2 separate regions of the Homo sapiens genome follow, and region 1 is linked to region 2. A link is a loop called in an ENCODE intact Hi-C map of the cell type or tissue named here. Cell type or tissue: adrenal gland. All regions are shown on one strand. Each heading gives the region's core, and the rest is flanking DNA. Links, peaks and the distances in the headings are about the cores only.

Region 1 (5,377 bases), core at 67-5,066, 280 kb after region 2:
GCACTCCAGGGTTCTAGAAGTGAGTGTGCAATTCTCTCTCTCTCTCTCTCACACACACACACCCCACACCCCAAATGAGATTCTTACAATAAGACCCTAGAGCATAATCAGTTAAAAGAACCATTGAAATATGCCTTCTTTTATAGCCCTGATTTTCCCACACAAACTAATCTACTCCAGCAGACTTAATTCAAATGAACTGCACGTTCTCAGCACTATAAAAGTGACTTTATCACAGTCAAGAGAGAAAGATTAGAAGAAATGAATATGTGGGTGATTGAATACAGGATGTCCAGTGACAGGGGATGGAGGATGCGGATTTGCTATCTTGGTTCAGCCTCGGTTTATGATGATTGAGAGGGCTGCCCTCTCAATGGGCAGAGGCAGAATGGCCACAGGGTAAACACCGCTCCAGCCATGCCTGGCAGCCACCATCTGGCACTGAGAATGGCCAGCCTGAGCTGGCCTGGCCTCATCCAGCCTCCTGCTGTGGTCAGCTTAAAGGAAGCACAGAGGTGGGATCTGGAATCAGCCTGCCTGGGTTTGGACACCAGCTGTCCCACACAATAGCTGTGTGGCCCTAGGTAAGCTGGTTTACCTCACTACGCCTCACTTTCTCCATCTGGAAAATGGGAATGATTACCGCGAGGGCCTCACCAAGTTTGCTCTGAAGATCGAATGTTATAACACACACATGAAGTGGAGTGCTGGTCCCACAGTCGAGGACTGGCCAGGTAGACTTAGTATCAGCATCTCTCTACTCAGCCAGACCTCTGCTGCTGTTCTGGGCCTGGCTGGGGCAACATGGAGCCTCTGACCCTTTGAGAAGAAATCATCTAAGTTAGGAGGAGCCTTGGACTGGGTGTGGGGATGCTTTTGACCCTTTCCACCAAGCCATAGCATCCATGTACTGTGCTGTGACTTGGTAATAGTGCAACCACCTTAGGTTCAGATCCTGGCCCTGCCGTTTACTAGCTGTGTGAATTTGGGCATATCATTCAACCTCTCTGGGCCTCATTTTCCTCATGTGTGTAAATGGAGCCACCAAGAGTCCTTACTTCATAGGGATGACATGAGGACTAACTGAGATAACCCATCTGCAGCAGGCAACACAGCCCTGGTGTGAAGGAGGCGCTCAATAAACATGGGCTATTATTAATCCATTATCCTGATGGTATCTCACGGTACTGCTCCTCACATTATGACTCTAGATTTTACCTACCAGGCTGTTTCGTTTTGAGACGGAGTCTCACTCTGTCACCCAGGCTGGAGTGCAGTGGTGTGATCTTGGTTCACTGCAACCTCTGACTCCTGGGTTCAAGTGATTCTCCTGCCTCAGCCTCCCAAGTAGCTGGGACTAAAGGTGCGCACCACCACGGCTGGCTAATTTTTGTATTTTTAGTAGAGACAGGGTTTCACCATGTTGGCCAGGCTGGTCTTGAACCCCTGGCCTCAAGTGATCCACCCACCTCGGCCTCCCAAAGTGCTGGGATTATAGGCATGAGCCACTACACCCGGCCTAGATTTTATCTACTAGGTTGTGAAGCAACTATCCATCCATTCATGCATTTATTGAGCAAATTGCTATTTAGTGCTCAGCTCAGAATGCAGTGATGAACCAGCAAGGCCTGGACCCTGCACTGCCTCATTCATTCATTCATGCATTCTTTAGGCAGAGACTAGGCAATGGTGTCCCAGGTCCTGGAAATACTGCAAAGAACCGAGCAAAGCCCCTGTCCTCAAGGAGCTCACAGTTTTGTGGGGGAGACAGAAAAGAAACCAATAGACAAATCCAAATACAACTTTGGGTGGTCAGTGCCGTGAAGAAACAGTGGGTAGGGTATGGGGATGGGGAGGGTCTTACAAAAGGTGGTCAGCAAAGGCCTCTCAGAGGAAGGGACGCTGAACAGAGGCCTGTGTGAAACGAGGGCCTACTTACGTAGGTGTGGAAAGTACAAGGTTAGGAAGGGGGTGGGAGAACGAGGTCTCCCTCATCTGCTCAGCCCAGCAACCCTCATTCCTTCCCAGTTTCTCAGGAGACGTCCCCCCGCCCATATGGTCACGGAAGTCAGAATCTTGGGGGTGTCCTCATTTTCCCCCTCACCCCTAAACTTGACTAGCCACTGGTTCTGTAAATTTTACTCCCTAGTCTTCTTTTGCGTTCTATCCCCCAAGACCTCACCGACATTTTCTCCCACCTGGACCACGGCAGTTACCTCGTCCTCCTTGGTCCTCTGGACTCCAGTCTCAGTCTCCGCCTCCCAAAAGCCAAAAGGACCTTTGTAGAACACAAATGTGAGCAAGACCTCTGCCCACCTCCACCCCCAGCCTCCCTGCAAATCCCTGCTGTCCTCAAGAACCATCCCAGACCCTTTGCCGGAAATTCGAAGCCCTCCAAGACCTAACCCCAACCCCATCCTCGGCTCCGTGCCTCGTGGACTCTCCTCCAGGAGGCCTTCCCGGATCCCACGGGCTGGGTTTGAGGGTGCCCCGGAAATCCTGCCCGAACCTTAGATATGGGTGTCCGCATTGGATGAAGGAACGGATGGCTCCGGGAAGACTGGGCTGGGAGTCTGAGCACAATTCAGTTTAAAACTCCCTTCCCACTCCCACCCAGGGAAACAGGAAGGGGGGGCTGGCGGCGCCTACAGTTTGCATTCCTAGCGTGGGGCGAGCGCGCGACGGAGAACAAAAGGGCGGTAATGATCCGCAGCTGGGCGAGCAGCGTGTTCGGCCTGCGGAGACACCCGACCACCGGGGGTCGCCGTGCTCACTGCGCGTGCGCGGCTAGCGGGCGGGGCGCCCCGGGGCTCTGGGGGCGGGGTGGGGACGGCCTGGTGTGTGGGTGAGGGTGTGGGGGCGGGACTTGGTATGGATGGGCGGGGCTTGACGCGCGGGGGCGGGGTCTGGTGTGGGTGGGCGGCAGCGGACGCCTGGGACCGGGCAGGCGCCTGGCGCTTCCTTCCGGACCAGCTGCTCCGCGCCGCTCTGCTGTCATCAGGCGGGCGAGGAAAAGCCCCGCGTTCGCCGGTCGGCGCGGAGCCGAGCAGAAAATTGTTGATTCAGAGAAAATGAGAGCATCACGACTAAACAATGGCGGAAAGCGGCGACGACGCCGACAGGGCGTCCTAGCATCCCCTCCCTCCCGCTCGCGGGGACACGGGGAGCGAAGAGGGAGCTGAGCTGAGGGCCCGCGCGGAGAAGGGGGCGAGCGCTGCCAGCTCTGGGTTGGAGGCTGGGGGTACCGACCCCAGGGCTGCACCCTGAAGCCCTGAACTTAACGTCCCTCTCGGGTCCCCAGAGGCCCCGGATCCCGCTACCCTGGGTCCAGCTTTGAATGTTTCCGGACTTAGGGCACTGGGGTTGGGCCATGCTTTCTGACTGCAGGGGCGCATGAAACCCTGACTCCTCACCGTGGCCAGTAAGACCCCGAGTGATCAGGCTCCAGCCTCATGCCGCACCACGGCGCCCCTTAGTGTGACTCACACGTTCGTTGTCCTTTCTGTTCCTCAGACAAGCCCATCGCTTTCCTGATTCCCTCTGCCTTGGAAAGCTGTTGACCCACTCTTTGCATGACTGGCTTCTTCAGGTGTCAGCTTAACTATCACCGCCTCCAAGAGGTCCTCCCTGACCCTCTGATCAGAAGTGGAGCCCCACCCCTCCGTTATTCTGTATGATAGCGTCCTGTTCATTCCGTTCTTTTTCAAGGCGTGAAGTAATTTTGTAATTAGGTAGTTTTCCATAAACTTCATAAGATCAGGGACCTCTTCTTTACAGCTTTCCCAAGTCCCCATCTGAGTTCCTGGAAAGTCTTAGGTTCTGAGCCCACCCCTTCTCCCTCCCGAGGATGTGTTTCTCACAGCAGCATTTACATATTTAAAGCCAGGACACAGCCCTAAATTGTGTAGGGAACCTAAAATCCAAGCCTGGAAGTGGTGTATCCGGTGAGGTCATTAGGGTTGATTTTCCGAGCTAAATAATAATAGGCCAGGTGCAGTGACTCACATCTGTAATCCCAACACTTTGGGAGGCCGAGGCAGGAGGATCGCTTGAGCCCAGGAGCTTGAGAGCAACCTGGGCAGCACAGTGAGACCTCTTCTCTACAAAATAAATAAATAAATTAGCTGGGCATGGTGGCACGCGCCTGTAGTCTAAGCTACCCAGGAAGCTGAGGAGGGAGGATCGCCTGAGCCCTGAAGGTGGAGGCTGCAGTGAGCCTTAATTGCACCGCTGCACTCTAGCTTGGGCAACAGAGTGAGACCCTGTCTCAGAATAATAATAGTAATAGTCATCATCATCATAAATATTACTAACTTAGCACTCATCCTGTGCCACGCCCTGTACTGGTCGTATAAATGTTAATTCAATTCATCCTCATATCAATCTCAGCTTATTTGTGCTTTTAAGCACTGCCAGATATGCCTCCGCCAGGAGGGAAGGATATGGTGTTCGCATTAAACGGGGATTGCTGACAGGGGTTATGGGGAGGCCCAAGAAGATGCAGGGCCAGCTGAGGGGCCTGCTACTTGGTGCCCAGCACTGGAGACTTGACCGAATTCAAGGCCAGGCTCCTCTTTTTATAATGTGTGTATCTTGGGAAAGTTACTTAACTTTCTCAAGCCTCAGTTTTTGCACCTTAAACGGGGTCAGCCTGGGGATCTCCCCTCCTGGCCTGATTGGGATTCAAGTCTAAACCAAGGGTAAGAAAACATCGTCCATGTGATGGTGACTGGCCTAAAAACAATTTGCTGCTGATGATTGCAGAACCCCCTCCCCAAACTGCAGTTTAGAAGCCACACAAGCAAGTAAGTAAAGATGCCTAATGAGTAATAAGAGCAAACACTTACCTGGTTCTCACTGTGTCTTACTGCTGTGCCAGGTGCTTCACTACATTGACTGATTCATACCTCAGAACACACTTGCCGGAAAGGCATTATTATCCTCATTTTGCAGAATAGGAAGCCGAAGCACAGAGAGGTTAAGTAACTGGCCTAAGGTCACCCTGGGGGGAGTGGCAGAACTGGACTGGAACCAGGCAGCTGGGCTTCATCATCCGTCCCTTCAACCTTTTGCTGCATATCAAAAGTTAGTGTTCACACTTTTAAGAGGGCAAACTAGATGACCCAGTGGTTGCAACTCCTTTGGGGTGAGTCCCCTCTCTTCACCGAGGCCTGATTTTTTTGTAGTAAAAATCTTCTAATTATGATGACAAAGCTGAATGTTTTCAGGCAAGATCTTGTTTACTGTCATCTCATATGATTGTGTTTTGTTTTGTTTTGTTTTGTTTTGAGACAGGATCTCACTCTGCTGTCCAGCCTAGAGTACAGAGGTGTGACCTTGGCTCACTGCAACCTCCCAGGCTCAAGTGATCCTCCCA
Region 2 (5,377 bases), core at 224-5,223:
CGGCTAATTTTTTGTATTTTTTTAGTAGAGACGGGGTTTCACCGTGTTAGCCAGGATGGTCTCGATCTCCTGACCTCGTGATCCGCCCGCCTCGGCCTCCCAAAGTGCTGGGATTACAGGCGTGAGCCACCGCGCCCGGCTCTTGCTCTTATTTCTAATTGTTGGCCACACTTTCAGAGAATAATGGTTTTGAGTCCTGCTCCACAAAAAGAGCACTCTGTGGTAGGTAGTTTGTGGTAAGCCATATACCTGCCCTGCTCTGAGAAATTCACTGTGATCATTACTTCAGAGTTCTGAGTAGTCCTGCATTAAAGAACTTTGTTTACATTTCTTTGGCCCAGTTTCTCACACTAAACACAGAACCTTTGTTATGTCATCCTATTAACAGTTCCATAGAACATTCAGTTAAAATTTCAAACTAAATTAAAATACATTATCACAGGCTGAATGCAGTAGCTCATGCCTGTAATCCCGGCACTTTGAGGGGCTGAGGCAAGAGGATCACTTGAGCCCAGGAGTTTAAGAGCAGCCTAGGCACCATAGTGAGACCCTGCCTTTACAAAAAAATAGTGAGCTGTGATTGTGCCACTGCACTCCAGCCTGAGCAATAGAACGAGACTGCTTCAAAAACAAACAAAAAGAAGTATCACAGATTAGGACTTTGTACTTACTTTTTTTTGTTGTACTTTGCTTTTTTTGCTGTTTTGTTTTTGTTTTGTTTTTTTTGAGACAGAGTTTGGCTCTTGTTGCCCAGGCTGGAGTGCAATAGCGTGATCTCGGCTCACCACAACCTCCGCCTCCCAGGTTCAAGCAATTCTCCTGCCTCAGCCTCCCGAGTAGCTAGGATTAGGGGCATGCACCACCACACCCAGCTAATTTTGTATTTTTAATAGAGACAGGGTTTCTCCATGTTGAGGCTGGTCTCAAACTGCTGACCTCAGGTGATCCGCCCACCTCAGCCTCCCAAAGTGCTGGGATTACAGGCGTGAACCACCGCGCCCAGCCTGTACTTAACGTTTGTTAATGAGGCTGTTTTAGTTTTCCATTCACCATTGCAGTAACTGCCATTTCTCAAGGTACACTCTCTCCTGCTTCCATACTCCGTGTAGAGAAATAGTCATGTAACAGAGTACTGCACTTAGAATCTAGAAACCTGTGTTTAAATTCTTGCATCACCATTTACAAGCCATGTCATCTTGAATATGCTACTTAATCAGTGCCTCAGTTTCATCTGAAAATTGGAAATAACAGCTACCTAACCTGCATAGCTCTCTGCTACATTGCTGCAAAGATCAAAGATGGCATATATGAAGTGACTTAAGTCTGTAAGATGATTTCAAATAACAATATGTTTACTCGAGGCTTAGCTCAGAGTTGTTTCTAAGCAGACATGGATCAATTTCCTTCCTTTCCTTTTCTTTATAGCCACAGATTACAGCACTAACCCAGCAAATAGCCTGACCATCATAAGGAAGTCCTGGCACACGCGTGAGTGTAGGGACACTCATGATACAAGTGCATCAGCATTTTATGTGGCAGACACCTTCCCCTGTTATAGATCTTTTTTGCTGTAGCTAAGTCAGGAGAGGGAGGAAGGCATCATTTAACTCTCTTCCCTTTTGTCTGTCCATGAGAATGAGACAAAAACAGGATTCCACAGCCATACCAATCCTGATTAGAAGGATGTAGAAACCATTACACTGCCTGCCACTGGACCAGGAAACTGGGATAATTGTCAGTGTCCTCTTTTGCCCCTACTCTGGGATATTAGATGGCTAAATCACTGTCAATACACCCAGCTGATGAAATGAGGCCCATGGGGCCACCAGAGTTAATATTGGGAATGAATATAGGAACATACACTAACGCCTCCTTTGGTAGACAAGCAGAGTACCAGAGTACCAAGGACCTACTGAAATAGCTCAGGCTTTTTCTTCGAAAAGAGAAAAGGCAGAGCATGTGCAAAGGCCTGCTATTTCTGGCCAGTTTCCTCACTTAAACTATAGAGTAACATCAATATTCATGATGCTGAGGAAGGTTAAGTGGATCTATTTTCTCTTCTATAGTTTGGATCATCTACTTCTTCCTCACCCTGACACTATTTAAAAAACCTTCAGATATAGATATCTATATACCTATATCTATTAGGTGCATTAATTTGTGACATACTCCCAGATTTAAAGAGAAAAGTGTCAGAGGGGGGGAAAAAGTACAGAAGCACAAGTTTATATTTATTTAATGCTAAGAACACAGATATTCTAAAGAGATAAACAGAAAGTAGTTTTATTTTTTCTAAATAGGATTTTGATCACAAAAATGCTGGTGATTCAAACCTTTAAAACAGAAGAGCATACAACCTAAGAAAAATGCAAAACAGGCTACAAACCTGTACATCATGTTACTGCACTGAATACTGTAGGCAACTGTAACATAATGGTATTTGTATCTAAACACAGAAAAGGTATAGTAAAAATACAGTATTATAATCTTATGAGACTGCCAACATATACGTGGTCTGTCATTGACCAAAACATCATTATGTAGTGCATGACTATTAAAATTGTGCAAAACAAACCCCTGTATCCATAGTGTTTAAACCATAAAACCAATACCTGGTATATACATGACAAAACAAAGCATGTAAAATAATATGCAGCCTAAAGAATTCAAAGACAACAAAGGTGACAAAGTCAGGTAAAAGAAAGGCAATTAGGGACATAAGATATTTTTTAAAGCAGGAAGCTGATGATGTCCACTGTAAGCCTGGAAGAAACCAGGAGTCTGAACACGGAGCAGTTACTGATAGGAAGGATAAAGTGCTACATCTCTAACAGCAAGCAAATTAACTCTGCTGAAATTGCCAGAATGAAGGCCAAGGTGGTTTTCAGTAAAGAGTGTTCTCCTTGACAGCATAGCCAGCATGTGGTTGAGCCGGGACCTGATACCAGCGAAGTGGAATTGCCGCTCTTTGTTCAAGTTTCTAAGTGAGTCACTCAAGTACAGTTCCAGGTGGGGGGTGCCCAGGTACTTGGGATAGCCAGGATTGTGGAAGTCAGTGGTTCTGATGGAAGCGGGAGAACCAGTGGAGCTTGCCACAGAGCCTTGGGAAGACACAGAGGAGGAAGACTTCAAACTGGAAGATCTCGATACAGACATTTTTGAGACTGGTGACCCTTCTGTAGATTGAGTTCCTCGAGGAAAGAGAATGTTCTCATCCATGTCAGTCTGAGTAGTGGTCGATCTGGACCAAATCGTGGTTTGAGAGCTTGCTATCCTGGTGATGACTGCAGTCTGGGTACCAGCACATGCTGTGGTGATGCTGGTTTGTGTTCCCACCTCACTCACACTCAGCCCTGGCATCTCCTCTCCTGGCTCTGTTTGAGTGGCAGCGTCAATGGCCTTTCTGCTCTGGAGCTCGTCCCTGTGGCTGCTGAAGTAGTCTTCCTCACTAACAGTAGAGGACTCACAGTCATGGGGCTTGCGCTCTGCCTTGCCCTCTGCGGGCATCTCTGGGTCCAGGTCCGCCTTCCTGGGAGTACTTGACAGCCTAGCCAGCCGCATCCGCAGCAGGTTGCCCAGGGTGAGCTCCTTGGACTGTGGTTTTCGGTTGGTGAGGTGATCAAACTTGTTGCTGCTCTGGAAGTGAGACAGGAGTTTGGGGCTGATGGGCTTGGACTGGGCATACAGGATTCGGAACTCCAGATCAAAGTGTTCAACCACTTGGCCAGACAGAATTACCAAGTTACTGCTGTTTAATTTGCCATCCGTCCATGTAAAACTTAAAGATTAAAAAGAAACAAACAGCAGCTGGTAAGGATGAGCAATTTTGTTTTACTCACTGTCCATCTGAATAATATAGTACAGGTATCTTACCACATAAGGGTCACAAATTTGGTGATATCATACCTACCATTTGCATGTATTTAACTAGCCTTAACACATATATAACATTTATGTGTGTTACCATAAAAGTAAAAAGGCCAACTGTTTAACAAACACACTAAATGCTCAGCCTCAGAGGGTTTTTTTGTTTGTTTGTTTGTTTTGAGACGGGGTCTTGCTATGTTGCTCAGGCTGGTCTTGAACTCCTCGGCTCAGGCAGTCCTCCCACCTCATCCTTCCAAAGTGCTAGGATTACAGGTGTGAGCCACCTCACCTGGTCCTTGCCTCAGAGTTTTTAAAAACTGGAAAGGGGGCCAGGCGCGGTGGCTCATGACTGTAATCCCAGCACTTTGAGAGGATGAAGTGGGCAGATCCTTTGAGGTCAGGAGTTCAAGACCAACCTGGCCAACATGGTGAAACCCTGTCTCCAGTAAAAACACATAAAAAATTAGCCAGGCGTGGTGGTGCATGACTGTAATCCTAGCTACTCGGGAGGCTGAGGTGGGAGGATTGTTTGAACCCCGGAGGCAGAGGTTGCGGTAAGCTGAGGTCACACCACTGCACATTCCATGACTGGGCGAGATTCCATGACTGGGCGAGACTCCATCTCAAAAAATTAATTAAAAATAAAAAATAGGGCTTCTAAATATTTAGGCCAGCATCCCCATTTTAAAGGTAAGAAAACTATTTAGGCCAGCACCCCCATCTTAAAGGTAAGGAAACCAGATAAAGGGATTATCACAGAGGGGAGCTACTGCTGGACTCCAGATCAGACCCTAGGCCCTATGAATTGCTAATGCCCTGCTCCTTGCTACTGTTTGAGTGGCAACATCAGTGGCCTTCCTGCCCTCAAGCTTGTCCTTGTGGCTGCTGAAGTAGTCTTCCTCACTAACAGTGGAGGACCCACAGTCATGGGGCTGTGCTGCCATTTTCACAAAACACCATGGCTCAAAACATTTTAGAGCTGATTAGTGGCCATGTGCCCTTGCCTGTACGGTGTCCCTTCCCCGCCTCCCTCCTCTGCTAGCAGAACTCACACCCACCTGTACCCCAGAAAGCTTTCATTATCATACTCTCTCCAACCACAATAGGGGCAGGCATGTGGTCCACACTGGCCAGAGTATCCTATTCCCTTGGATGCAGGGATTCATTCAGGGTGGGCATGTGATCCCACCAGAGCCAAGTAAGTTTTCAGAGATTTCTTTTTTCTTTATCAAATGGATTCTGACAGAAGGGATTGATAGTAATTCTGAGTGAAAGAGTTTCACCCTTTGGGAGACAGCTACTAAAGGCCATATAAGAAAGCCAGGATCTGGCTGGGCACGGTGGCTCATGCCTATCATCCCAGCACTTTGGGAGGCCAAGGTGGCCGGATCACAAGGTCAGGAGATTGAGACCATCCCGGCTAACATAGTGAAACCCCATCTCTACTAAAAATACAAAAAAAAGTTAGCTGGGCGTGGTGGCGGGCGCCTGTAGTCCCAGCTACTCGGGA

Evidence for each region. Peaks named below come from ENCODE experiments on the same cell type or tissue, not always from the same donor. Only the 100,000 strongest peaks of a DNase experiment are listed, where the experiment ranks them.
Region 1: it touches region 2 in a loop (7-fold over the local background); 1 of 110 quality-filtered maps calls a loop at or near these places.

Annotation. Positions count from the first base shown.
Region 1 is chr20:38,672,008-38,677,384 of GRCh38, reverse strand. No RefSeq gene overlaps it. Among named protein-coding and RNA genes, the nearest start is that of SLC32A1, 50 kb to the left of the region's middle. RefSeq lists a silencer at 2,819-2,928. In adrenal gland, for the core only: no CTCF peak of the experiment used is centred there; a DNase peak (open chromatin) is centred at 3,104; H3K4me3 peaks cover 1,018 bases; H3K27me3 peaks cover 1,233 bases.
Region 2 is chr20:38,949,940-38,955,316 of GRCh38, reverse strand. It overlaps FAM83D (family with sequence similarity 83 member D), which reads right to left. Exons shown (of 4, transcript NM_030919.3): 4 at 2,211-3,778. The coding sequence ends at 2,797. Among named protein-coding and RNA genes, the nearest start is that of DHX35, 9.7 kb to the left of the region's middle. In adrenal gland, for the core only: no CTCF peak of the experiment used is centred there; no DNase peak of the experiment used is centred there.